Linked DNA regions of Homo sapiens: all the other regions are linked to region 1. Evidence: chromatin loops called from intact Hi-C (ENCODE). Cell type or tissue: IMR-90. All regions are shown on one strand.

Region 1 (4,000 bases):
CCTAATTTTTGTGGAAAAGTGTCTAGTGTCTATCCATTAAGCATTTTGCGAACTTTTAGATTGGCATAAAGTTTTTTGTCATGTTTAAGAAGTATCCATATATCTCTATTTTGTTATGAGTGTTTTACAAAATCAGCAAGTAATTTAGTGAATGGGTTTTCATAGAAGATGATAAAGGGGCAGAGTTTCCCCTCTAGGTCAATGTAAACTGAGCCAGCACAAGCAGAGAGAGGAGTCCAGAGGCAGAAGTGACCATAGGAGCCTAAGTCCCTGAGGAGTAACATATAACTCAGGGAAACTTGATATTCCATGGACCATGGACTGGGAGATTCAAGTGAATAAGACCTTGGGGTCCAGGAGATGGGGAGGCCAGGCCTAACTGACAGAGGCTTATACTTTAAGGGTGAATTTATTAAACAAATATTATACAAAATACAATGAGCTGATAATAAAACATTCTTTGTTCTTAAATTTATATATGTGTGCTTGTGTGTACTAATACTGAGGCCCTTAAACCACTAAGATTTAGGATTCTTAAACAAAACAGATTAGGTAAAGTTTGCCTTCCAAAGCCAAGGGGAGAGGGGTGGCCAGGGAAGGAGAATGTTCTGGCTGGAAAGGAGACAAATTCTGAGTAAAGGAAGCTGAAGGACAAACACTTCTACTCAGGATTTAGCATTGGCAGGACTGTTTGGTGTGTAGGAATTTAGAACTGGGTCAGTATTATTTAAAGGACTACAAACCTGGTTTTAAATTTAAAAGGGGTGTGGGGGTGGAGCATGGCAGGTGGTGAACCAAAGGAATTTACTATGATCTGAAAAATAAGCTTAAGTACTAACTCCACTGTGGGCAGGGAGGCAAGAACCTTCCCTTTTTTGAGTTGAAGATAAGCCTCTTCAGTCTAAACTTTCCTAAATTCCACTTCTTCTTTTTCTATAAAACAAGGTGAAGTACTTTATGCTAGCTATCAAAAATCATTGACTGTATGTTGCATGAATTTATGAATTTATTATGCTAGAAAAGTGTTTCTTGGCTACTTCATATGTATATAAGCTTTCTCCCTCAACACAGTTTCTGCTTTTTATTTTTGGAATCTCACATAGCCTATATCTTGTTTTCAGAGTAGATACTATCACTGTGGGTGGCTGAGTTCTCATCTATATGCAACCAAGGCTAACTGGCTCTCTAGGTTACCTTGATGCCACCCACTGAGAGTCCTTTCTGGATTTAGTGATTTAGTGCTGCTTATTTTCACCTTCTCTCAGGATGGAGCCTCAGAATAGAGACCAGGTTGAAAATCAGTCTTTTACTTAGAACCATGAAAGCAGATACTACATCTTATCCGTCTATGACCTGGTGACCCAGAAGCCATTAATTTGACATTACCAACATACCTCCACACAAAGACTTTATAATCTTCAGTGTGAGAATTAAACAAACAAACAAACAAAAACTTAAAACAACTTTGGAGGGGAGAACGATAACCTAAATTTTAAGCATAAGAAAATCCCTAACAAAAAGATCCAACTAATTGCCACTGGGGGGCGATGGAAGTTCGTGAACTGCTCTGCTAATCCCTGAGGCAACTGAGCACTTTAGTTGGTTTATTTATTCAAAGCTGGAATTTGGACGTGTGACCCATCAAGCTCAGGGAAATTCCTGGATGAGGAACACAGTCCTGGGAGAAACCTACCAAAGATGGAATTAGCACCTTGGCGAACCGCCTTCAGCGCAAAGAACTTTCTTTCCTTGTGTGTCTTAAGAATTTACTTCAGTTCCCTTCTGTCTGAAGCAGAGGAAGCCAAGTTAAACTGTGAATAAGCACGACAACAAAGAAGAGTTCTTATTTATCACTACCTGCAAACACATGTAAGTGCACAGTTTAAACAGCATTCAGACATCTCACAGCCACTAGGATCAGAGTTTTGGTGTGAGTAGGCCTCAGTTGGTAACTTTCCTGAGGAAAGGAGGGAGGTTATAGAATTTATGTTAGGAAATTCTGAGTCATAGATAACACTTTAAGTGACAGTTAAGGAATCTAGTGAGAGGGACTTTGGACAGGTTTAGAAAAGTACCCTATGGAAACAAAGGAGGAAAAAAAAAGTATCTTCACTGCAAGAGTAATATTGCAGCCACTTGGTGGCGTGTTGTGGGCTTTATTTCTCCTTCCAGATTCCCTCGGTGGTGTCTGGAACCACTGGTAGGATAGGGGTCCTGGCACCAGACTTTGGCCAGCCCAGTCATCAGGCAATATCAATGTTAGGGGTCCCGTTGCTACTTCTACTTGGTCTTTTTTCCCTTCCCAAGATTGCCAATAAAGTGTCATCAGCAGCCGGGTGTGGTGGCTCATGCCCGCAATCCCAGCACTTTGGGAGGCTGAGGTGGGCAGATCACCTGAGGTCAGGAGTTCAAGATCAGCCTGGGCAAAATGGTGAAATCCCATCTCTACTAAAAAAAAAAAAAAAAAAATTAGCCAGGCGTGGTGGCATGCACCTGTAATCCCAGCTACTCGGGAGGCTGAGGTAGGAGACTCGCTTGAACCCAGGAGGTGGAGGTTGCAGTGAGCTGAGATAGCACCTCTGTACTCCAGCCTGGGTGACAGAGCGAGACTCCATCTCAAAAAAAAAAGTGTCATCAGCACAAGAATTTGTCCTGCTTCCACTCCAGGAAGGGCCAAAGGGGACAAAGAGATATGGAACTTAAAAAGCAAGTCTAGAATGCACTTTTGTGCATAAGACATAAATATATCCATGAAATCATGTTGCATCCCCTGTGTAACAGGCTCTCCATTTCAAAAGCCCTCCAACTTGGCATAGGGATGACCTAAGGGCTCTAAGATTGCAGCTAAGATAAGGACCCATGGATCCCAATGCTCAGTGCCCTATGTCCTCTGGAAGTTGCTGACACATGTTTCTGAGGGACACTCAGAAAACCTGGAAGCATGTTATATTAGTGAGCACATTTTGGATTTTGAGTGAGAAGTCCAGCTTGAGTTAACTTAAGCAGAAAAAGAAATTTTGGGATCACACTCTTAGGAAGTCTGGGGTGGGTAAAGCCTCAGGAAGGGCTGGATCCAGTCATTCTGCCTCTATCTCTTGGCCTGATGCCACTTAGTTTGAAGGCCTCTCTCCTAACTTCTTTAACATTTGGGGGAATTTGCTCTGACTGGGTCACATTCTTTCCCCTGAATCAATTACTGTGTCTGGGGAGGTGAGGCAATATGATTGGCTAGGTCTGGTGTGTTGTGATTGACAGCCCACCTGGGACCACCTGAAATGGGGGAGAGGATGTTCCTCAGAGGAAATGATGCTGAACAGACAAAAGCAGCATGAATCTCCAGGCAAATCATTTGTCTGTATGGACAGGAAGATCAACAAGCTGGAAACAGGAAGTAATCCATTAGCCAATAGTAAAATTAATCCCAATTGCTGTTTTGCTTCCTTAGATTCTAACATAGGCCTAATGAAAAAGCTCTGGATTCTTGTGTAAATAATTTGGGAAATGCCTCTACTAATTCAAAGAGGATCTTGGAACTGTTTTCTATTGACAAATGTCCATAAAGAGGAACCTGAGTTGTATTCACTTGCTTCTTTTATTCCTACAATAAGGAAAGCACCAGGAGTTCAATATTGAATGCTGAAATGAAAAGGAAACATTCTGTTTAATAATGAAAAGTACCAACAATTGCATTTGGGGCTAAAAGTCCCAAAATTATCCCTAGAAACCTCTTAAGGTCTACATATTATTTGCAAGGCTCCCTAATGCAAATGATCTGCTTTCTAAGTCAATCTTAGTCATATAAAACACATGCCGCAACATAAAACATAAACCAAAACAAAATAAAATTTCAAGAAACCGAGGGCCAAAAATAGCTATAGTCAACTGCTGATAAGGTGTGAATGGAAACCATGGGACATTCTGGTCTGAATGACAATTGTTCTTGATCTTCGAGGCTGAGAGGATTGTAGGAAGCCATTGTGCAGATGGGATGACTTACCTA
Region 2 (4,000 bases), 380 kb after region 1:
AAGTGCTGTTTTCTTCTGTATTCCAATGACATAATTGTCCCTCTTTGCAGGGAAATGTGCAGTGCTACAGTTTTGGAGTTCAGACCCATTGTTCTGAACTAATAACTATAAGGCTAGAGCATAATGGAACAACACCTTTAGAAAGCTAATACCCCCACAGGTTTCATCTGACATCTTGAACGAGGTTTGCAGAGAGACACACAAATTGAACCTGTCCCCAATTTTTAAAAATTCGCCCTCATTCTTTAGAATCTAAAGTATTGCAGAATACATTGTACAAATCAATCCCCAAACAAATGGTTTTCTCCATGTTGAGTAAAAGAGCATTGGAATCCTATGATTAAAACCTCAAAATCAACCAAGGTAACTAAGATAAAACAGTAAAACCACAAGGTGGGCCAGATGGCAAAAAGGAAAAGCTCATCTATTTATTTTATTTATCTTTCTATTTTTCCAAAGAGAAATAAGTACTTAAAAATCTACTTGAAAGTCCCAGCTCAAGTGACACCCCATCCAAGAGGCATTTAGAGTTTTTTCCGGTTGGGAAAGATCTTGCCCTCATCCTCTAAACTACAGAGAATCCAGGTCTCTTTTATTGAATTACTATAGTCAGCTGCATATGCTATAATCAATTCTCATCATTCCCATACATGTCTTCTCTCCTTTCTTAGATTATAAGCTCCTTCAAGATGAACATCATACTTTAGATAGACATCACTGGCTTCCCTGGAAAACCCAGCATCTTACTCTGACAACACTCAAAAACAACATGCTGAGGCCCAATGGCTCACACCCATAATTCCAACACTTTGGGAGGCTGAGGCAGATAGATCATTTGAGCCCAGGAGTTTGAGACCAGCCTGGGCAACAAGGTGAAATCCCGTCTCTACAAAATACAAAAAATTACCGGGTGTGGTGGTGCGTGCCTATAGCCCCAGCTACTCGGGAAGCTGAGGTGGCTGATGCTTGAACCCGGTAGGTTGAGGCTGCAGTGAGCCGAGATAATACCACTGCACTCCAGCCTGGGCAACAGAGAGAGACCCTGTCTCAACAAAATAAATGAATAACAATAAACAGATGTTTCCCTAATATCTTACAGAGTAAGATGCCACTGAAGATGGTCCAGCCAACAGTATGCTTTTGACTAGAAGTGCAATTAGCATGCAATACATGGCTACAGTCTCCTTTTACTGCCCTTTAGTTATTTTTTAGCTACTTTAAGTTACAGATGGTTTAAATATTTCGGCTGCGGATCCAGAACTGGTAAATGAAGTAAGAAACTACATCTTTAGCTGGGCGCGGTGGCTCACGCCTGTAATCCCAGCACTTTGGGAGGTCGAGGCAGGCGGATCACGAGGTCAGGAGATCGAGACCACGGTGAAACCACGTCTCTACTAAAAATACAAAAAAATTAGCCGGGCGCGGTGGCGGGCGCCTGTAGTCCCAGCTACTCCGGAGGCTGAGGCAGGAGAATGGCGTGAACCCGGGAGGCGGAGCTTGCAGTGAGCGGAGATCGCGCCACTGCACTCCAGCCTGGGCGGCAGAGCGAGACTCCGTCTCAAAAATAAGAAACTACACCTTTAGTGAAATAGTGCAGTTTTCCTGAACTTCCTGAAATGACATTTTAAAAATCGATATTTGGCCTTACTATGCATTTCTAAGGAGCCAAGGCATGTCAGTGTGGTGTGTACTTTTTGTGACAAATTCCTTTTATGATTCTTAATAGCAAAATTACAGAATGTCATATGGGGGCTCAGCCTCATAGCATCTTTCATTCTTGAGTGAGGCTTGTTTATGCAAGTCTGCAAGAGGGGAGCTCTACAAAAGGAAAATGGGAAGGCAAAGTCGGCCCTGGAAAAATTCAGCCGCTGGAAATGTGGTCTTGTCCAGATAGTGAGAAAATAATTGTCTCCAGGTTTGATGAAGGGTTTATAGCGCTAACATTTTAGGATGAAATACAGCTGGTTTCAGATTCCACTGTCAACTCAGAATCAAGCTAATTTCATGTGGTTTGGGGTTTTGTAACTACTTTTTTGCAGAGTACTTCTCGGAACTTTTTGTTCCAGAAACACCCTTGACATCCCTCCACCAGCACCTAAAATTACTTCAGGCCCAGTAGAAAACTCACTGGGTAGCATTACTGACTCTTCCCAGCAGAGGGCACCATTATACCTCCATCGGTACTGGACGTACCCATAACTTCAGCAAAGAGGTTCTTTAAATTCTCAACCATGAGACACAACCTCTCTGATAAGAAAAAATAGTAATAATAACAAACCTAGCAAGAAAAAGATACTTAAACTTTCTAGAGGCAGCAGCTTCTGCAGTTCCGACCGGGGCTCCCAATGTCAGCAATTGCAAGAGAGGATTCTGCCCGGAAACTTAAATTTCAGGACATGATTTGGCTTGGGTTTCTGATGGCCTCGTCTCCCTTTGTTCTTGGCCATTTCCTGAGCTAGTTCTTCAGTCATCTCAGAAATTTCTGCTGATATCATAAACACACACATCCATAAACTAGTCTGTGATAAAATACATTTCAATTTTCCTCTTGAAGGCCGATATTCATTAACCCAGCAATTTAAATGACGGGATGTTTCTCAACCAGGGAAGGTATTTTTTGTAGCTTTCATCACTGGTTTGGTTGGGGAGAAACGATTGACTAATTCCTATTTGTCTTAGATTTTTGCTTTCCCCCACTGGAATGGCCATTTTTGCCCTTGGGGACTATTTAAAGTTGTAATATCTCTAGATGATTTATAACAAGTAAGTAGCCAGCATTGCTAAATATCCAGGCACATCTCATATCCTTAGATGCATTTTTGAGACTCAAATTTCAATAATTTGCCGTGTCTTTATAATATCAACATGCACACCAGTAGAATAAGGTAGTGGGGGAGATTGTTTTACACAGAAAAAGAAAATGTTAGAACTAGAAGAAGCTTTAGAGAAATTTATGTCTCCTGTCTCCCAACCTCTGGATAAGTAGCATCATCTATTAAGTGATTTTTTTTTTTGCAGCCATATGCTTGCTTTTAAAATTATACTTAGCATAGGATAACATAAAAATGCTTTTTCTAATCACACATTCATTCAGAGATATAAGGAGATGGCCAAAGAACTATGTTGGTGGCAGTTTGGAAATATTTCTACACATAATCTCCCAAAAAGCAAGCCTGTACCCTGCAGAAGAAGGTCGTCTTCTTCTTTCTTTTCTTCTCTTTTTGTAGTGACAGTAATCTTGCTATGTTGCCCAGCCTGGTCTTAAACTCCTGGCCTCAAGCGATCTTCCCACCTCAGCCTCTCAAATATCTGGGATTATAGGCACAAGCCACCATGCTTGGCTGTATTCTTTATTGAGTGCAAAACTAATGATTTAGCTTTAATTTTCAGAAAGTTTTTTTTTTTTTTTTAGATTTAAATCCCTTTTGCCCGAGAAAACAATTATTGGTTTTTGCTAGCATCATTTGTTAAGGAAGTTTTTTGCCCCCACAATCCTCACATTCCAGATTGTACTGTAGGTGGGAGAAATTTGATTCTGTGTTTTCGGCACAGAATGACCATAGAAAATACTTATTGATAGTTGAATGTTACTGAAACATTAGCAAAGAATGCTGTGTCTTTAGATCTGATAAGTGAGAAACCCACAAAATTACACTTTATATGAATTTATCTGAGTTTGCAACATCCAAACCTCTTAAATCTGTTATTCCTCAGCTTCTTTGGTCCTTTGGAATCCAAAGGACCCAAAGGATACAGTATTGTATTAATTACTCTTTAATTCACACTAGAGAAAGTTGACCTCTAGTTCTGATTACATACAGAGAAATATATCTATTCACATACACACATATGTATGGAAAATATTCTGTTTAACACAAGAAAACCCCTTAACACCCAACTTCATTTTTCTTTATTTATTTTTCTTTTTTTTATTATACTTTAAGTTTTAGGGTACATATGCACCACGGGCAGGTTTGTTACATATGTATACATGTGCCAT
Region 3 (4,000 bases), 330 kb after region 1:
CATATAAATACCAATTTGAGGGGATGCAAAAATAGTTTTCCATATGAGAAGTTTATACTTCTCTTTTGCCAGACTTTTAGCATTTTTAGGATTCTTCTGCCTACTCTTAATTTACCTTATTTTGAGAAACTATATATTAGTCACTAAAATACAACATTCCACTTAAAACAATTAAACCTACAATAGGTAGACTCAGTGAATTTGGCTTCTTGCAACATTTGCTTTTGTCCAATTGGCTTCCTTGCCTGAAAGCTAGGTAGAAATCCTACTCTAAGGCTTTCAAGTATAAAAAGAATCTTTTTTTTTTTTTTTTCTTGAGACAGAGTCTCTCTCTCACCCAGCTGGAGTGCAGTGGCTCGATCTCGGCTCACTGCAAGCTCCGCCTCCCGGGTTCACGCCATTCTCCTGCCTCAGCCTCCCGAGTAGCTGGGATTACAGGCGCCCGCCACCACGCCCGGCTAATTTTTTTGTATTTTTAGTAGAGACAGGGTTTCACCGTGTTAGCCAGGATGGTCTCGACCTCCTGACCTCGTGATCCACCCGCCTCAGCCTCCCAAAGTGCTGGGATTTACAGGCGTGAGCCACCGCACCCAGCCAAGTATAAAAAGAATCTTAAGGAAGATAGTTCTGAGCCACTTTCCACAATTTTAAGAACAGATAAAAATAAATAGCTAATTATAATAAAATGAAGAATTTAGAGGAGCTGTGCAGATTAATTTCCCTCATAAGGAACACGAATATGAGGCACATGATTGATGAAAGGGACATTTCTCCTGGGTCTTAAAACTAATGGACTACCTACGTAAACACTAGCCTGTGATGAGTTTAGTCAGAAAACTATAACATATTTTTCAATAGGTGATCTTCCAATGAATAGATAAACTTTTGCATGCCTTCTTAAGATGGTAAAATTAGTTCCCTGGTATATACACTGGACTCACCTTCTGCATTGCATCACCTCTCTGAGATTTGCCCAATTTGGGGTCCAAAGTGCAAATGACCTCAGTCCCCTCCCAGAACAAAGGACTCAACAACTTGGCATCCCTCTGAAACACAGAGTGAGGAGCCAGTGAGTGAAGCCATTGTGTGAAGCAGGTCCTCAAAGACTAATTCAATTTGAAGAAAGAAAATTAAAAACAGGATAGAGTGTTACATGAATGGGATCAACCTTAAGATCCTTCTTCATAAGCCAAATCTCACTGTTTTTAGTGTGTTCTCCACATTAATTCATGTAGCAGTGGCAACGTGCAGTTTGCAGTCTGAGGGAAGAGATGAGGGCGGACCCTGGCTGACATGTTGCCATAGAGATGACATTTGAGCTTCTTTGGAGTGGCGAATCTGATTAGTCAGTTCAGCGTTTCCCCTCATTTCACTTCATTACACAGGAAAAGAAACTCCTAAAAAGACTGTTTCATGTGTATTTGTATTTGATTAAAATATAAATATTTTTCCTGCCAATTCATGGAGGGAAATGGCAGGACAGTCAAAAGCTCAGCAGTATCATCTCAGCTAAGAGCTTACACAAAAATCCGTTTGCCCTGATGCCACAATGAATTGAAACATGAAACCAACAAGTAGAAACAAACAGCATACTTCATGCTAGAGTAGTCGTCACTCAATTATCCTTGCCTCCTTCTGTCCAGGCGGTATGAAGCCTCGGTGCAGGATTCAAAGTCTCCAGATATTTGCCTTGATTTGTTGGCCAGCTTTAGTTAATCTTTTTATTGAAAAGAACAGGAGTGGGAAAAGAAAATGAGGGAGTTAAACGTAATCTTTGTTTGCTTAGAAATGTGTTTGTTGATGGCCAAGCCAAATTGAAGGTATTTTTCAGTTCTTGTGTGCTTCTTTGAAGAAAAGAAAGAAAAAAATGGGTCCCAGTGGAAATGGGAAATGCTTTCTCATAGAAGGAGCTTTGCCATCTCTGTGTTTCCGAGGGCATACAACAGTCTCAAGGCACAGAGGAAAGAGTGAGGACAGAGCTTGCTTCTCCCATGTCTCCCATCTAATGCCTTTGTTTGGTGGCCCTGATTGAATAACACGTATTAGTAAACAGCCAGTAGATGGCACTATATGGTTTACTGCCACATAGAGAGCCTACTGGGCTTTTTTTTTTGTTTGGGGTTTTTTTGTTTTGTTTTTTGTTTTGTTTTAAGGCGGTAGGATAAAGAGGGTTTAGCTCTTATTTTCAGCTTACTAGCCTAAGAGCTATCTGACTATCAATTCTGGCTGTTATAAAGTGCCATCATGGGTTATTTGGATACATTTTCTAAATAGGCAGAGCAGGAAAGAAAAAAGTAAAGTAATATGCCTCTTTTAACAATTGCATGTCATGATATTGTGTAGCATAGTCTTGGTATCATTTTCAAGTTTTTGTAAACGATAGAAAATTAGACAAAAAAAGTAGATTCCACACTTTCATGTCCCCTCCTACATGTGTGCACACCCATTCACACATCACTGTTGGACAGTTCTCAGAAGTTTGTTGTCTCCATATACTTTGTTTTGTGGCACCCCATTACTCATTTGCTCAAACAGAAAAGGAATTCATGGAGGTTTGGAGCCGTTGTTATATAAAAACTGGCAAATATGGTGGAATATACCCTAAGAAACTAACAGAAGGGGAAGAATATATAAATAACCCTGCCGGAAATGTCCTCCAAAGTTTATGCCCTGGATGGAGAGTTAACACTGCCCCCAAGGACCAGTCCTGGCCATTTCACCACTGGGGAAAGTGTTCTTTCTCTAAAAGTGAGGAGGAGAGTGAGGGTCCTTTCAGAACTAATATTCTTGTATTCTGTTGAATGGTAACTGAGCCCCCATTGTTTTATCTGCCCAGAGCCATAAAGTCCTTTGTCCTAGAGGTAAATGAGGCATGCAGAGTTGGCTCCAGAAATCATGTGACTTTGGAACCAGTGACACAAGATGATAAGATAGGGACTGATTCTATATCCTCAGCATCCTACTGCACATTGAAAGTGACACGCCCTTCTGACACATCACCTTTGTTTAATGAGAACATTATTTCTTGATTGCCAAAAGACAAATTTAGCTGTTATTCATAATTTTTTAAATGTCTAAGACTGGCATTCTTATTTTCTTGTTCTTTTTTTTTATTTAGAAAGGGCTATTTACAGTTATATAGCCTTTAAATCTACATTAATTTATTATGATTATAAAATCAAGATTTTCCTCAAGCTTTTAAGTTCAACTTAAAAAAAAGTTTCATTTTTCTGCTTATATTAATAATACCAGTATCTTTTATATATAATAAAAACAACTCGTTTCACAGAGGGTTTTGATTAGAGTTAAATTTGAACTGAACAATTTAAATTCAAACAATTGCTCTCATTTATAAACTTAATTAGCAAAAATTCTTTATACATGTTAGTGTACATTTATAAAGTCAATATATTCAGTTTTCTGTTTAACCATTCAAGTATCTGTCTAGCTGGGCAAACGTACAACCCACACAAGCAAATTCTTTCTAGAAACGTAAACAACTTTTATAAATCTAATAAATACATTGATTTATTCAATAAATATGTATACTTAATTTCATTACTATTTAAACATTAAATATTTCAATTTATTACCATTAAAACTCTTAAATATTTAGATTTTGCCATTTAAACTTTTAAGTCTTCTAGCTTATTAAATGTTTTAAATATTCATACTTATTGAGAGAATTGAAAGGTCACTTAAAGAGTCCAGTATTATTTACCAAACAGTAAAATCCTGTTATATTTTTCAACTTACAATCACAAGCCTAAAATCAATTTCACATTTAAAATTGAAATCAAGGCCAGGCGCAGTGGCTCATGCCTGTAATCCCAGCACTTTGGGAGGCCGAGGCGGGTGGATCACGAGGTCACGAGATTGAGACCGTCCTGGCTAACATAGTGAAACCCCGTCTCTACTAAAAATACAAAAAATTAGCTGGGCGTGGTGGCGGGCACCTTTAGTCCCAGCTACTTGAGAGGTGAGGCAGGAGAATGGCATG
Region 4 (4,000 bases), 480 kb after region 1:
TCCCCACATGGCAAGCCACCCATTGTCCCTACACACAAGAAGAACAAATAGTTCATTCTTGAGCTGGGGGAAAAATCAGATTCTCTAGGCAAAATTGCCTACTAGACATATTTTGTGTTTTTAACATCCTGATAACTTTAGAAAAAAAACTCTAAGGGAAGAAGGTGCATGATGTATTTCTGATCTACTAAAACAAAGTAAGTCACGTAGCTGCTAAATTCTTGCAAGGCCAGGATGCTGCTGTTTCAAGGAAGCCGTGAATCTGTTTGGTTAGCCCGTTCTGCATTCTTTAGATTGGAATTAAAATGCCCAAGGACATCTGGCTTAATAATGAAAGTCTTCGTATTAATCTTTCCTCTGAGGATTAGAAAGTCCTTTACAAACACGATCTATTTATTCTCTGCCACATCCCCAGGAGAGAATGAGGTGGCAATTTGATCCTCATTGAACAAATGGTGAGACGAAGGCAGAGAAAGGTTAAGTATAAAGAGACACAGCAAGTTAGGGGCAAGTCTGGGGATGAATACTCACCCACCCAGAAAGACTACCTGTGCAGGTTTAGGATCTCAAATGGCATTCTAGGGATTAAAACAGAATCTCTCTTACGACATTCTTTTTCTTATCATTCTGTAACTGGCAAGTATATTGTGTCCCAAGTATGTTGTATGGTTTCCTTCATTTGAAAGTCCAGACTCTTAACAGTTCAAAAGGCAGTTCTGTTCTCATTTCTCCCAACATTGAGATCAGGCAGCTTTTATGAAATCTAATAGAAAGATACAGTAACTAACTGGAATTTTAAATATGCATCTGAGAAATGTTCCCTTTCAACAGATGTTTTAAGTTTTTGCACATGGTTTATAGAGCTCAGTGTCTTCAACATATGTTAAAATTTTAATTTCTTCTCTGCTATCTCTCTTTCAGCAAATGTTATAATCATAAGACTTGCTGTCAGTTTAAAGATCCTTGTTGGTCATTTTGAAATAATTTTTTTGAGTCATGTTTTTAGTTCGCTTGGCTGTAGACCGCATAGGCTACAAGCAAATCCGTTAATTGGTAGTTGCATGTTATCCACAGACATTCCAGCAAGTTTTAAGGCTAAGTGCATATGTGGATGTCTCCTGGCTTTGATCGTTTGTGTGGTAAATAGACATCCAAGGTAGCTATGGCAACCTGGGCTGTGCGTTGGTGAAAGGAGGGGATTTAGTTACTGGACAAAGAGTAATTTGTTTGATTAGAAAAAGGTAGGGGCAAATCAGGACATTTTTAACCCACATGATTTGAGGATCCCAGTTCAATCAAATCATTTGGATTTTTCTCAATAGGCAAAAAGAAGTAATGGCTAAGCGCACCAGAGTATCTTGCAGACGTAATTTAATTATTTTTAAACAAGTGGTTGCTACTTTCCAAAAGCAATTTATACAATGAAAAGGAAGTACAATATATCATATAAATATCATCAATATCCCTATTGTACTAAGTATGAACGTTTTTATTTTCAGAACTTGATGGGACTTTGAAAGACCAGGATCTGATTAGAGGTGTGCATTTCAGTTATCTACCTGCAGGGGTCAGGCTTGAAGTTCCCGTGGTCGGAAGATCAGGCAGCGGACTTCACTGCAGGGAGCCCGAGGCAGAGTCAGAGAGAATTGCTCTGCTTATTTGGAACAATTAGTTAGCGATTCTTTAATCTTGTGACCAAAGCTACTATGAAAATGAGTTCATTCAAGGAAGAGAATATCAAATACGCTGTGATTAAAGAAAGGGCGATAAAGCCAGGTCAAACAGCAATCTAATCTCCGTTTACATGTAAGGCAGTTTATCGGGAAGATTCTGGCTCATTATCAATTCCTTTGATTTCACACAAAAGTGAGCTCAGCGGTTTTGTTCTAGAAATTTGTTTGCCCAGTTTTATGAGCTGGCATGTTATAAAAATTTCTTTAAACTAAAAAGGACACAATATTAGGGAGCCATCTGGATCCGAAATATTTTTCCCCCTCTGGAGGAAAATATTCCATTGACACAAGATCAGGATGGTTAATGGCCTCCAGGAGGTCAGGTGATAGTAGGAGCACAGAAAATTGAGGCGCAGAACAAAATGCCAAGAGGGGACTTTCCTGAAAAAACAAACCAGACCAAAGAAAATAACTTACCTGCTTTGCGCTATGAAAGAGAGGTTCTGAGTAAACATGGAAGAGGTGCTGATCATTTGTAGTACAAGTGGATGTTGAAGGTCTTATATTCAGTCCAGTGTTTATGATGAATATAATATAAAGGCTGTCCTTCCTTTCTTATATCATTCAATGACATTTACTGAGCACTCACAGAATTAATATATTCTGCCACATTATACGTGATTATTAATGTGCCAGGGCACTTTCTGGGTTCCAAATATGACTTTGGTAAGGCCCCTGCCCTCAAAGAACTTTTGATCTGGTGTACAATTTATTGTACCAGTAGCATAATGTAGGTTTTTCCATGGTCAAAATGGATGCTCATTAATATCTATATTTGTATGGGTAGGGATCCACTTGAAAAACTGATGGTATCCAAAACCTTACTGAACTTAGGAGACTTGAGAAGTGATTTGTAATTGTGAAATTTAGTTGATTTTTAGCCCACATGTCCATTTGTAGAAATTTATGACTTCTTACATAAAGCAGATTTCTCATAATTATTAAATAGTAATTTATTTTTCTCAATAGAGAAAAGTAACTCATAGGTAGTCCCCAATCTAGGAATACTTTATGTTTTAGGAGTTTGTTGTTTGAAACCCAGAGCATTTTCCAGCGAAAAATAATCAATCTGATTAATGTGAGATCAAGTTCTGTGTTTTGAGGACATGCCACTGTGTTATACAGGATGGAAACAGAAGGAGAAAGAATTGGCATACTTTTGGTAATAGGCCAGTCATGGCAATATTTGAAATAGGAAGTTCGTACTAGTTTTCACCTTTCTTTCTCCATCCTTCTGATGTCTTCTGGTCTCACTGGGGCATCTCCCCCAGGCCTGTCCTAATATATAGTGAATTCATAATTGTTCATCTTCCCACCCTTCCCTTCCCCACCTCCAAACCACTCTCCTGTTTCCTTTAGTCAATGGTCTCTACCACATGGCAGGAAAGAAGTAATATGGGTGAGCCAAAGCTCATGACTCTTATCCCTTTAACCCTTAGGATGAATCTTTAATTGGGGAAATTTCAAGCAGTGGAGCCTGGAGCTACAAAACACATGATTTTCCTTTCAGGGACAATATTTGGGGGCAGGGCCATGCCTTTGGCAGACAGAACTTGCTGGTGTGTCTGCCCGTGGGTCAGACCTCTTCATTTGTTCTTTCTCAGCAACCTGCCTGAACTTCTGGACCCACTAGGGTCTTTGTGAGTAACAGCCAGGGAGCCACAGGCCCCCAGTTGAGAGGGAATTATGGCGTTTGTGGGTTTGGGTTGTTTGTAAGTATGCTCTTTGTATGCTGAGCACTGTCTACTTGGATTAGAATAAATGGAAAGAAAATAGCTGTAGCATCCTCTTATCCACACGAGTATTTGAGTTGGTGTATATATTTCTACTCGTTTGTCTGCTTATCTTGGAACTGAGTTACTCCAGAGCAAGAGTCACATATTAATTACCTTTGAATCCCCAGACCCAAGCCCAGTGTCTGGCACACAATAAGAATCATTAAGTGTTCTACAGGCACATGCTGGGTGAATTTTAGTAAAAAAGAGAATGGAAAATGCTCCTTAAAATCCGAAGGGATATGAAGAAGAAAGGGCATTAGAAAGGTCCGGGAAACAGCAAGGACTAAATAGATCAGTAGTAGAGAAAATTAGCATAGGTTATGATTACTGAACTATATGTATATGGTTTTATATATATATAGTCCATTTATATACACATAGTCTCTCTCTGTCTGTCTGTCTGTCTGTCTGTCTCTCTCTCTCTCTCTCTCTCTCTCTCTCTCTCTCTATATATATATATATATATATATATATATATATATATTCCTT
Region 5 (4,000 bases), 250 kb after region 1:
TGAATTGTAGGGTGACTTTTAAGAATTTGGGACGGGGGCGAGACACGTCTAGGGAACAGTAAAAAGGGGAGCACTCTTAGGGTATTGTTTCTTCCCTGCTCTATTTTGGCAGCTTTTCTCTCTGTCTGCTTGTGTCAGAATTATCTGCCTTTCTAATATAAAATTTACTCTGGGTACTTACATTTCTGCCACCTGGTAGGCAGATGTAGTGGAGTTCTGTCCCTAGGAAATGTTCTCAGTACATCACCAATTTTAAATTGAGACCTGGGACACTTGATTTAAAGCGAGATATTTCTTCTGGTTAAAATATCGTGAGCCAACAATCTAAGCTAAGAATTTTTTATAGAGAGGAACAAATATTTGCCAGCCCTCTAATATAGTTTAGCTGTGAGGCTTAATAACACAGGCAAGTTGGGGTGGCAAGAAGGAAGCTTTTGCGTCAACTGCTGATCAACACATCCTCTCAGTCGTGTCACATGCTATTCCTGTACCCTTCAGAGTCATCCATGGAGCACCTGAGAAAATTCCTTATTTATGAAAGTTGTTTTAAGTTCTACTTTCAATGTTTTGTATTGAAAACAGTCATATTCTGTTGCCCTTTAAATAAAGAAAACTGAGAGATGACATATTAAACTTAATAGAGCCTCATTTTCTTTCTTATCCTTTTAATTCCTTATAAGTCTTCAAATTGCATTGTTTTCTTTGACAATAACAAGACATATTTTTAGCCAAGGCACTTGGGAATCAAATGAGCAAACTGAATTCCGTACCTCCTGATAGAGCACTGAGTTGAATGCAAGCTAAAATTGGATTACTGGATTGTTATTAAGAGAAAAGAATTAAGAGGCAGATGGGAGCCAACCCAGATTTCTCATGCTGGGTTTGAAGACCTTGAAGCTTGAAATAACACATCTTGGTTCCAAATAAACCTATTAGGAAATTACCAAGAGTAGATAAGCATAGAATGTTATGTTGAGAGGACTTTGTCGACAACAACATTTGAAAATTTGGACACAGGAACTTACAGAAACTTGAATCACGGTGAGGAAGCACTTGAGAGTGACTTGGAGAACTCTTCTTTTTGTGTAGAGGCATAATTACTTATATTCCTTTGTTTAAATAATGACTACCCATTTACAGCATAATGCATTTACTTTATGGAATTTCAGACATGATTTAACTAACAGGGAGCATCAGTGAAAATATATTTTTGGTAGCAAATTCAGGAGTAGACTCTATTTGTTTCAAAGGATAAGAGAGGTTCTTCATTTTAACTCTAGGCTGAAACACTAATCTTTAGTGTTTGTAATTAACTGCTTTTCTTAAACAGTAGGGTGTTTGTGGAAGCCTAATTTTTCCTGAGGAAAAATGATTGATTCCTATAGTAATGAAAATAAAACGTAAATATTGCTGCAAATTTTATGGAGATCTTAATGAAATATTATTAAAACTTCATCTAAGTATAGATAAAAGAGATTGTTTACTTGAGAAATTCTGTTGAGAAAGAAGACACATGTAAACATGTATGCTCGTCAGATTATTTTTTAATAGCTGTCAGATGTCAGCAAAGTGAAATGCATGAAGTTTAATATCTGTTCCTGTCTAAATAATTTTAAAAGTAGCCTATATAAGAGCACATTCTTTTTGAAGTAACTCTGCTAGATCCCAAGAGAGTTTAGGGAGCATTGAACTTTAAACTTTAGTTATTCTGATGGAGGAAAACAGTTCTAGCCACGTGGCCAGAATTTAAACTGGATGGAGAAATTGGACGAAGTCGTTGGTTAGTTTCAGGATACCTTCTAAAGAAGAGGCCAAGAGCCAACTAAGAATCAAAAGGAAAGTCAACATCCTGAATCTCACCGAGATAAAAGTTGAAAGCTGCAACGGAGTCCAGATCGTGGGTTACAGCTCCTTGCTGAAGGCCCTGATCTCTCAAATGTGCTCCTGCATTATCTACACTAGTGGTTCTACACTAGGGGCGATTGGGCCCCCCAGGGGACACGTGGCAATGAATGGAGACGTTTTTAGTTGTCACAATTAAGGCAGAGACTACTGGCATCTAGTGGATAGAGGTCAGGGATGCTGCTCAGCAAGGAATGATCCCGCTCCAAATGTCAATAATGCCAAGGTTGAGAAATCCTGTTACATAGCCAAGAGCATGAGGGGCTTGTGATATGACATCAGTATAACGAAATTCTAGAAATGTAACCAAAGTGTTGTTTAGAAAATTAAAAGTCAAGTCAAGACCTCATTATTGTACCCCCTAAACTGGGAAATATGCAACCATGACCCATACAGAATTTAATTCATAATATCAACCAAACTGCCAAGATTTTTATCATCAGTTAACTGATGTGACATTGTATAAATTAACAATCACCTCATATGTGTGGAAAATGGTGTTGTGTGATTTATCTTGTTTTAGTTTTACTCGAGAAAATCCATGGTATATGCTTCATAGCCTTAATTATCATACAGGTTTAATAATGTGCATTCTTATATCAGTAATTCATTCATTTGTTCATTCGTTCATTCAGTAAATAAGTTAACATTAATTGAATACCAGCTAAGAAAATTTTCTGCCTAAGTCCTATTTTTACCAAATTTTTTATAGCTGGTTTAGAAGATGATATTCCAAAGCTTCATATATATATGTATATATATATATATGCATGCCAAGTTAAAGATATTTTTTAACTATATAAAAAACCTTAAGAACTGTACTTTAAAATATTATTGTACATATTGCATAAATCCCACAGACTCTGAATTTGTTGTATGAGATGGCATGTATTTTTTTAAAAGCAGACATGTCAAATACAGCATTATAATGAATTCTAGAAATAATTATTAATATTGTTTTATAAACCACAGCACAACCTCATCTTATACAGTCTGTTGGCTTTTTCTATTTGCATGATGTGGAAGGTGTATATTTCTAGCCCTTTGCAAAACATTTCAAATATGTACTGAAATTATTAAGAAGCTACCCTGAAAGAAGTTAACATCTAGAACTTCGAGAAGGCCAACTTTCATAGATTTGTGAAGCCAGAATAGGTTTCCACCTCTGTCACTGGCTTTGTGTGCTTGGCCAAGTCAATATATCCTCCTTGAAAACTGTTCCTTATACACACACACATGCACACAAATACAAAGTTTAAATCCTATTCAATGCATACACATCTACATACATATATGGTTTACATTCTATTAAATGCACATACACAAGTATGTATAAACATTGTTGACAGTATTTATTATATGCATACAGCACACACATAAATATATATGGTTTAAATTCCCTTCAACTCTCATGCACTTATGGCTTAAAGTCTATTCATTATACATACATATGTATACATGGTTTAAATACTGTTCAATGCACATGTATATTTCTATATGTTTTTAAATCTATTCATTATACACACACGCACACACAACTTAATAGTATTGCCTTTGGAATTAGACTTGCCTCCTAATTCCAGTTCTCTCCACATATTAGCTGTGTGGAAGCTTACTACTCTGAGATTCATTTTTCTCATCAGCGCATGTCAACATAATCCGGATACCTTACCCCAGACATTTAAATAAAAGTACATAAAACATGATGTATGATGAGCACAGGGCCTCACACATATTAAATGACATTTTTTCCCTTTTAAAAACGAAAGTGTTGGGGTTTTGCAAAAGACAGGCTGGTACCTTAACGGCACAGGTTAGTGTATTAATGTAGAAATAAGACAATGTCTGAGTAGTCCCTGAACTCTCAAGTGGAAGCCAGCGTTCCACTACAGGATGTCTAAAAAGCGTAACCAAACTATGCTTGGACCAGGCTGGCATCAGGACAAAGACTCTCTAGTCTAGTGGGGTGGGGCACAGGTTGTCAGCAGGTGGTCATTATTTCAATTTAGATTGGTGGGAGTGTGGCAATTCAGGGCAGGCCATCCCCTTAGAATCAGTGTCTGAGTCAGAATAGTGGGCCTGGCCTGTCATACAGACT
Region 6 (4,000 bases), 340 kb after region 1:
CAGTACTTTGGGAGGCTGAGACGGGCAGATTGCTTGAGCTCAGGAGTTCCAGACGAGCCTGGGCAACATGGCAAAACCCCATCTCTACAAAAAATACAAAACAAAAAAAAAAAAAAGCAGGGCATGCTGGCATATGCCTGTAGTCCCAGCTGCTTGGGAGGCTGAGGTGGAAGGATAACTTGAGCCTGGGAAGTGGAGGCTGCAAAGCGGAGATCATGCCACTGCACTCCAGCCTGGGTGACAGAGTAAGACCCTGTCTCAAAAATAAATAAATAAATAAATAAATAAAGTGACTTATGAGACCAATTGATGTACATTAATATGGTTTAAAACCATTATTAGGATTAATAAAATTTTGAGTTGTCTTCAAATCTGTATTTAAATTATTAATTTTTTCTGGTACATATTGAGTTAGTAAAAATAGAAACCCCCCTTTATAAATAACTACGTTGTTCAGAATAGCACATGTAAGCAGAACATTTATTTCTTTATTTCGATAGAGTTCCATTTCCTGTTGAAAAGTAAAACCCAAGAAAAAGAACATCCAGCTTAAACTATGTAATACTTTAAAAAGTAAGAGTTCAGATGTAAAGTTTCAATAATGAAAAAGTTCTTTTCTAATGAGATAGTTTCAGAAATACTTAATTTAATCCAAAAAAAATGACTTTTAAAAATTCTCCACACTTCTTGGAACTGCATGCATAAACCTCAGCAATTGCAGCAAGTATTCATTTTAGTTTTCATTGATGAAACAACTTTTCAAAAGATGTTCCATCCCATTGATCTTGCACATGGAGATCATTTAAACCCCGCTTTGGAAAATTTTCCTAATGATGCTTGTCAATATTTTCCTGATGGCAATGCTAGAAATTTCACATTTTGCCACCACTTTCATCTGCAGGTGACAGATGCACACATCCATTATGTGGTCCAATAAAAGAGAATCATTTTCATCTGTCAACTCGGTAATCCAATTTCAGCAAACCTAAGCTGTGCTAGTGCAGTGTGTTGGATCCAAGTGTGATCCTTGCACTAGCAGCAGCACAACCTGGACACTTGTTAGAAATGCAGATTCTCAGGCCCCACCCAGATTTACTGAGTCAGGAATTCTGACGGGGTCAAACCCAACAATCTGTTTTGGCAAGCCCTCCAGCTGAGGCTGATGCCCAAGTTCAAGGACCACCATGCTAAGATGTCTGGGTGCATGCAGGGAGCAATGAAAATGCTATGGAGACTGAGACCTGGTGCTCCTGGTATTCATGTCATAGAGGTGATTTTAATTTGGGAGGTTTTCAAACATGGTGAGAGCACCTTCAATTTCTTAGGACAACAGAGAGGTAACATGGCAATGCAACTTGGGTCCAATGCCCGGGAAAGTGCTGGCAGCCTTTGCAAGTGAATTCTGCACACTTGTCATTTTTAGCTTATCTGGAAATCTATATATGCCACCTGAGCTTTCAGCCCACAACATAAAGGCCTGACTTTATATCTGATGAATCCCTCTTCTCTGCAAAACCTGTATGTTTTCTTCCAGGAGAGTACATTGCCACAAGTGTATGCTGCATTGTTTTTCATGTTCTTTCTCTGTGTGTTTGAGTGTGTGTCTATCTCCCCCTTCTGATGCATACATAAGTGACTGGACACGTAGCCTTGACCCGAGCTTGTGTGTGTGACTTCACATGGTAGGAATGTCTGTGAAGTGAGGGAGTTGGACTGGAGACTCCCAAAGGTCCTCCCTGCTTGGAAATGCTACAAGTCCACATGCCCTACACGATTGTACTTGTCTTTCTTTGTTCACTGTAATTTAGCATATTAATTAGATAAAATCAATTCAAATACTCCATTCGAAATGCTCTCAGAATTAAAAGCTCCTTATGAAATTGCCTACTTTGCTCCTAACATGCAATGTCTTTATTTCTAATTTCATTGCTCGCTTGTGTATGATTACATTACACTTATCAAATAGAGAAACTTATTTGAAAACACTTGCATAAATAAGTAGCATGGGATTTTTTTCTCCTTCCAAAGGAGCTTAATTTATATGGACTATAGAAATGCCCTGTCATAAGTGGCCGTATGCTATATGCTCTTAATTTTGCATGTCCATATGAAGCTGTATGTGTGCATATACAGAGAAATGTGATTATGTCCTGGATATCTTGTTCATTTCATTTCTTAAGGTGGTGTCATGTCACCAAGAAAATTAGTGATAGATTCACATCACAGAGTAGAATTCTATTCATTAGATATTTTTTGCAAAGTGCAGCTTCTTTTCTTGCTTCCTCATAAGTTGTGAGCATGTGGGCGGGCAAGCACAGGAAAGCATTTAGCAACAGAAAACAGAAGCAAACTGTCTCCTTTCCACCAGTTTCCCCACCTCAATTTTGTTCTCATATTTCTTTACTTCAGTGGGCCATCTCTGACATTCTAAACTTTCTGGAACTCTTTCTCAGTTCCCCGGGCTGTTCTTCATATGCCTCTGTTTCTCTGAAGGCTATAAAGAGATGTGCTCACAACAGGCTCCCAGGAGTCCATGGGGAAATTGTTGACATTCTTTCCCGCTGAACTAGGTTGGCTCGCTCCACATTTCTTAGTTCATTTGGAATTCCACAGCTGCCACCTGAGCTTTTATGCTGTCGATAACGACCCCTGGCTTGGGGGGTGGTGAGATTCTGTTTTAGTCATGCTGTAGTCTGCCTTTTACCAAATGTCTTTGCCATGAAGTAGGGGGTAAATCTGTTCTTTTTCTTATGCTTCTCGAGGAATGACAGATAACTCCCTTTGCTACATGAAAGCATCATCTGACATTTAATTTGTTTGGTTTTTACAATTCATTTTTCCATTCTCATTGCCAGGTTAGTTACTATCTCCCATCAGCAACTCTTGAACAACAACAAAAAAAAAATCTATATACGGGAAAATGAAAATGTTTCAATATTCTTCAGTTTTTCTACTTTTGTTACTGTTCTAGAGAGGGAGGTAGATTTTTGTTTTCTGCAATCTTCTCCGTGAATCACTTTTACTTCTCTATGTCTTAACAGGGGACATATTTGAATTTGGACTTTGCTTATTTTTCCAAAGCATCTCTGTTTAAATCATCAATCTACAAACAAACTTCAACCACAGTCCAACTTATAACTAGCTAAATAGGATTTACACTAACGTTTTCTTGCTTATCCCCTTATATCAATGTCACTGTAGGATTACTTTTTCAAACTTTTCCTGCAAGTTCTCTGGAGTTGGACTGTTGGTATGAGCAACAGCCTGGTAAAAATCACATATCTTAGAATCAAACTTATACGAAAACATATTTTAAGGGTAATATAAAACCCAACATTTTCATATGTTTAGTGACAACTTTGAATTTAGCTACCTAGCAAAACAATAAAAATAAGAATTATGTTTAATATATTTTGCAACTAAATAATTACTGTTTTTCAATAACGAGACTTTTCACTTGAGGTAATGTGAACTTTCCAAGGGAAATGTTCCCTAGACCCTAGACTGATCATGGAGATTGCAGGGCCATAGAAAATGGCCCTCTGGTCCCACACACCCGGCTAATCGCATCACCATCATACAGTGCACCTCGCTCACTCGGGAAATGAAAACAAGATAAAGCAGGAGGGAAGGCTTAATTGATCTCAGTCTCTCTCTGTTTGGGAAGTGTTTATTTTAAAAGATAAAATTTCATTTCAGGGGGTCTTACGAGATAAAATTCAAATAGAAAAATTGTCTTCATTGCTTCAACAGTTATGTTAAGGTTATTTACAACAGCATTTTTTTCCCATAAAATATAGCAGAGTACATTTTTCAGTGAGAAAAGCTAACATTTGAACCCACAACGTCTGAAGGTATTCTGTACGTTTTATCTCTGGTGGCAGCTGATGTACCAGCAGGCTGACAGATGACAAAAAAAACAAAAAACAAAAAACAAAAAAAAACTCTCTTGTCTATTCTTTTCTAATAAGACAATTCAGTGGAAATAAGAGAACTCACC
Region 7 (4,000 bases), 460 kb after region 1:
GGATGTGTCTCCCAGTTAGGCTACTTGGGGGTCAGGGACCCACTTGAGGAGGCAGTCTGTCTGTTCTCAGATCTCAAACTCCATGCTGGGAGAAGCACTACTCTCTTCAAAGCTGTCAGACAGGGACATTTAAGTCTGCAGAAGTTTCTGCTGCCTTTTGTTCAGCTATGCCCTGACCCCAGAGGTGGAGTCTACAGAGGCAGGCAGGCCTCCTTGAGCTGCAGTGGGCTCCACCCAGTTTGAGCTTCCTGGCAGCTTTGTTCACCTTCTCAAGCCTCAGCAATGGCGGACGCCCCTCCCTCCACCTCGCTGCCACCTTGCAGTTCGATCTCAGATTGCTGTGCTAGCAGTGAGCCAGGCTCTGTGGGTGTGGGACCCTCCGAGCCATGCGCAGGATATAATCTCCTGGTGTGCCGTTTGCTAAGGCCATTGGAAAAGCACAGTATTAGGGTGGGAGTGTCCCGATTTTCCAGTTGCTGTCTGTCACGGCTTCCCTTTTCTAGGAAAGGGAATTCCCCAACCCCTTGTGCTTCCCAGGTGAGGCAACGCCCTGCCCTGCTCTGTGGGCTGCACCCACTGTCTGACAAGCCCCAATGAGATGAACCTGGTACCTCAGTTGGAATATGCTGGGAGCTGCAGACTGGAGCTGTTCCTATTCAGCCATCTTGGATGACAAGGCCAATATCCTACTGTTATTAAACTTTTCTTCTGCCAGAGAACTTTGTCCATCTTTTCCCACTTCCCGAGTGTATTTGCCGACATTACTCTCTGTACTTTTTTTAAAAAAGAAACTCTTGATTTTGGAACATTTTAAGATTTACAGAAAGTTGCAAAGGTAGTACAGAGAGTTCCTGCATGCCTTTCCCCCAGCCTCCCCTGTTATGAACATCTTACCTAATGGTGGCACATTTGTCCAGACTAAGAAGTTCATCTGTACATTACTATTAATTCCTTGTACTTCCAAATAGCTGCTGTCTCTTTTTCAGGCATTAATTAGGAGCCCAGATAATTCTAATGTTGATATTTGATTGAACCAGGATACTTCCTTGTGAATAAGAAGTGGGCTCTATAAATTCAACATTGTACACACAAGTTATCATAGGTCTTTCTTTCTTTCTTTTTTTTTTTTTTAGATGGAGTCTTGCTCTGTCACCCAGGCTGGAGTACAGTGGTGCAATCTCGGCTCACTCCAACCTCTGCCTCCTGGGTTCAAGCGATTGTCCTGCCTCAGCTTCCTGAGTAGCTGGGATTACAGGCGTGCACCACCATGCCTGGCTAATTTTTGTATTTTTAGTAGAGATGGAGTTTCACCATGTTGGTCAGGCTGGTCTTGAACTCCTGATACCATAGATCTTTTGTAGGGTCCATGTGGTCCTAACAAAATTCCATCACCTCTGGCAGGCCCAGAGAACTGCTGGTTAATTACTAAAAAAAAAAATACATAAAGCAGACTCCTATTGAAACCAATTTAAAATATGTGTTTGAGTATTCACAAACTTACCCTCACTGTGTTTGAAACCTTCAAGTTTTTTTTGGTGAACACAGAATATCTGTTTTTGAACAAAACATTCTAACCTGATGTGTAAATGTGATATGCTCATAGAAAGGGAGCTGAAGATTGCAGCACTCTTTTGGACATGATATTTGATACAAGTTAGATTATAAGACTCAAGATTTTGAAAAGGGCCCCTTGGAAACTTCCCAGATGAGATGGTTCAATGGGGAACATACCAGATGGAATGTATAGGCCTCTGTCCTAAACAGATGTTGTACAGCTGGGAAAGCTGTGACAAGAAAATGCACCCCAAATGCTTCTGATGGACAGATCTCTGTGCACACATGCACACACACACACACACACACACACAGCGTTTTAAGAATCAAAATATTCAGATTGCTTAAAAATTAGAATTTCAGGTGTCAGTCACCAGTGGTGTATATATATATATATATATATATATATATATATCCCCATTGTTGGAATGGCCCAGTTTGTCAGCATCAAATCCATAGTCCATCTGTGATTGCCCTTGAAACTGATGAATTCACTTCAATTCCAACCTAATCAATTCTGAACTAGTGCCTTGAAGTCATTTAAATAGTAACTTCCTTTGCACAAAATCTTAAGACCGTGGAGAGTGGAGGTCAAGAGAACACTAGTAAGGTGGCCTCTGACTTCTTGAGCTTTTGACATTCAGCCACCAGAGGCTGCTCTGAGACCATTATCCTCTTTTCACTCCGGGTCCAAATCCCAACGGTGAAACCTGTAAGGACTGATTTTGTTTCCATTGCTTTGAATTTTCCTTCCTCAATGCAGTTCCCTGGAGGTCTGCTGTTTGGAGAAGATGATTAATTATAGTTAAAGAGGAACAGCTGAAAGAAGAAAAAAACTACAGATTACTGTTTTGCCCTCCTCTCTATTTTTAAACTCTTAATCTTGTTCTGTTTCTTTTAAATAAAAGAAAATTGGTCAGGGTGGAAAGAGAAAGTGCTTTCTTACTGGCACTGGCTAATTTTTCTTCATTTTTCCCCTCTGTGTTGCTGGATTTTCAAAGAACATTTCTGAAGGGTTTTAAATCTTTATTCCACAATACTTACTTCCACATGGTTTCTATTCTTCCAGATTTTGCCAGCATTTTATAGTTGCTTTCATGCTGTTCCCTCTGTTTTATGTTTTTAAATCTTTGCCTTTCTCCTTTCTCTCTATCTAACAAAGCAAATCCAAAATTAAATGGAATATCTATAGTTAGGTAAGAAGGATTAAAAATGGTTTTGTTGCCTCTAACATATTTTGTAGTCTGGGACAACTAAGCACTGATTTAAATTGTTAACTGAAGAATGAAACCAGTTTCTTCATGTGACATTGCTTTCAATCTTCACGAGTGAAGACATGACTGTGACAGACAATGACCAGCCTGTCAAAAATAAGTGTTTTTATGTTATTGTTACATACACCACCCTAATTATTATACTTCCATATTTATGAAAGTAAGTTACTATGTAAAGAACTTAAGTTCTAAAGCCATGGCAAATACTAAATTAATAGTTTTGCAGCAGACAAAGTAATCAATGTGTAAATGACCTGGAGAATTTCAGCATGACAATTCTTTCATTCTAGACTTATTCTTTTTTTTTCTTAGTAAAATTCCATGTCTGATTGGAAAAGGTATAATTTAAATGTATGCATTCTTATAGAAGGCATATAGAAAACATGCTCATTTTCTACAGATTACAGAAAAATCAATTGAGTTGCAAGGAAAATGAATACTTATTTTATTAATTTCTATTTGCAGTAAAAGATGGAAATGTAAAGATTTCCTTTTGCTCTGAAAAGGAATTCTTGAGATACCATGAAACATTCCTAAGTGGTATCATATTCATAGAGTGGAACTATCATTAGAAGCATTTGAAATGTTTGGTATTTCACCTCAAGTGTAATCATAATGGTAAAGATTCTTAATATTGGTGACTAAAGTAGGATACATGTGGGTTTATATTTTCAGGTAGAATACTGGCAGCTACAGTATGTCAACTGGAGCATATTTCACCAAATGCCTTGACAAAGATGGAATGACAATGAAATTGCTAGATCTCTTCTCTGGGGCAGGTTATGCTTTTCAACTTGCCCCTACTAAGGAGAGTACCAGAAGCCATTTGCCCATGAGTAATACCTTATTAAACCATCATGATTTAATGTGGCATATTTTTCTCTCAATTTGCATGCCTGACAGTCGACTTCCTGAATATCACATTCGAGCTGAGCCACAGAAGAAAAATAGACCCACTGAAGTAGCATTAGGTCAGCTTCGCGGGATGCATTAGCAACCTGTCTGAACAAAGACGGGGGACTCAGGCGCAGAAAATCATAACGTGGCCCCAGGCCCTGGGAGGTGGCCCCATTGCCTTGCAAATGTATCGCATGACTCATTATTAAACACACCAAGAACAGACGAATTCCAGGCGAGTGAAGCATCCACTGATTCAATTGCAGTTAGGTGGG

What was found. Peaks named below come from ENCODE experiments on the same cell type or tissue, not always from the same donor. Only the 100,000 strongest peaks of a DNase experiment are listed, where the experiment ranks them.
Region 2: it touches region 1 in a loop (6-fold over the local background); 21 of 110 quality-filtered maps call a loop at or near these places.
Region 3: a loop joins it to region 1, with 11 times the contacts of the local background. A loop is called at or near these places in 7 of 110 quality-filtered maps.
Region 4: a loop joins it to region 1, with 5 times the contacts of the local background. A loop is called at or near these places in 10 of 110 quality-filtered maps.
Region 5: it touches region 1 in a loop (23-fold over the local background); 3 of 110 quality-filtered maps call a loop at or near these places.
Region 6: it touches region 1 in a loop (13-fold over the local background); 7 of 110 quality-filtered maps call a loop at or near these places.
Region 7: a loop joins it to region 1, with 11 times the contacts of the local background. A loop is called at or near these places in 15 of 110 quality-filtered maps.

What each region holds. Positions count from the first base shown.
Region 1 is chrX:11,098,500-11,102,499 of GRCh38, reverse strand. The region is part of intron 2 of HCCS-DT (HCCS divergent transcript); the gene reads left to right. Among named protein-coding and RNA genes, the nearest start is that of HCCS-DT, 11 kb to the left of the region's middle. In IMR-90, a CTCF peak has its summit at 1,545 (motif pointing right); a DNase peak (open chromatin) is centred at 1,619; H3K27ac peaks cover 657 bases.
Region 2 is chrX:10,721,130-10,725,129 of GRCh38, reverse strand. It overlaps a transcript of MID1 not described here. Among named protein-coding and RNA genes, the nearest start is that of MID1, 100 kb to the right of the region's middle. RefSeq lists a silencer at 2,007-2,301. In IMR-90, a CTCF peak has its summit at 2,157 (motif pointing right); a DNase peak (open chromatin) is centred at 2,179.
Region 3 is chrX:10,767,419-10,771,418 of GRCh38, reverse strand. It overlaps a transcript of MID1 not described here. Among named protein-coding and RNA genes, the nearest start is that of MID1, 150 kb to the right of the region's middle. RefSeq lists a silencer at 2,037-2,086. In IMR-90, a CTCF peak has its summit at 2,053 (motif pointing right); a DNase peak (open chromatin) is centred at 1,328; H3K4me3 peaks cover 363 bases; H3K27ac peaks cover 718 bases.
Region 4 is chrX:10,613,692-10,617,691 of GRCh38, reverse strand. The region is part of intron 1 of MID1 (midline 1); the gene reads left to right. Among named protein-coding and RNA genes, the nearest start is that of MID1, 4.9 kb to the left of the region's middle. In IMR-90, a CTCF peak has its summit at 1,565 (motif pointing right); no DNase peak of the experiment used is centred here; H3K27ac peaks cover 340 bases.
Region 5 is chrX:10,852,877-10,856,876 of GRCh38, reverse strand. The region is part of intron 5 of HCCS-DT (HCCS divergent transcript); the gene reads left to right. Among named protein-coding and RNA genes, the nearest start is that of MID1, 230 kb to the right of the region's middle. In IMR-90, no CTCF peak of the experiment used is centred here; no DNase peak of the experiment used is centred here.
Region 6 is chrX:10,754,244-10,758,243 of GRCh38, reverse strand. It overlaps a transcript of MID1 not described here. Among named protein-coding and RNA genes, the nearest start is that of MID1, 140 kb to the right of the region's middle. In IMR-90, no CTCF peak of the experiment used is centred here; DNase peaks (open chromatin) are centred at 1,673 and 2,593; H3K4me3 peaks cover 296 bases; H3K27ac peaks cover 1,171 bases.
Region 7 is chrX:10,634,755-10,638,754 of GRCh38, reverse strand. It overlaps a transcript of MID1 not described here. Among named protein-coding and RNA genes, the nearest start is that of MID1, 16 kb to the right of the region's middle. RefSeq lists an enhancer at 3,388-4,000. In IMR-90, a CTCF peak has its summit at 2,204 (motif pointing right); DNase peaks (open chromatin) are centred at 2,224 and 3,964; H3K4me3 peaks cover 193 bases; H3K27ac peaks cover 288 bases.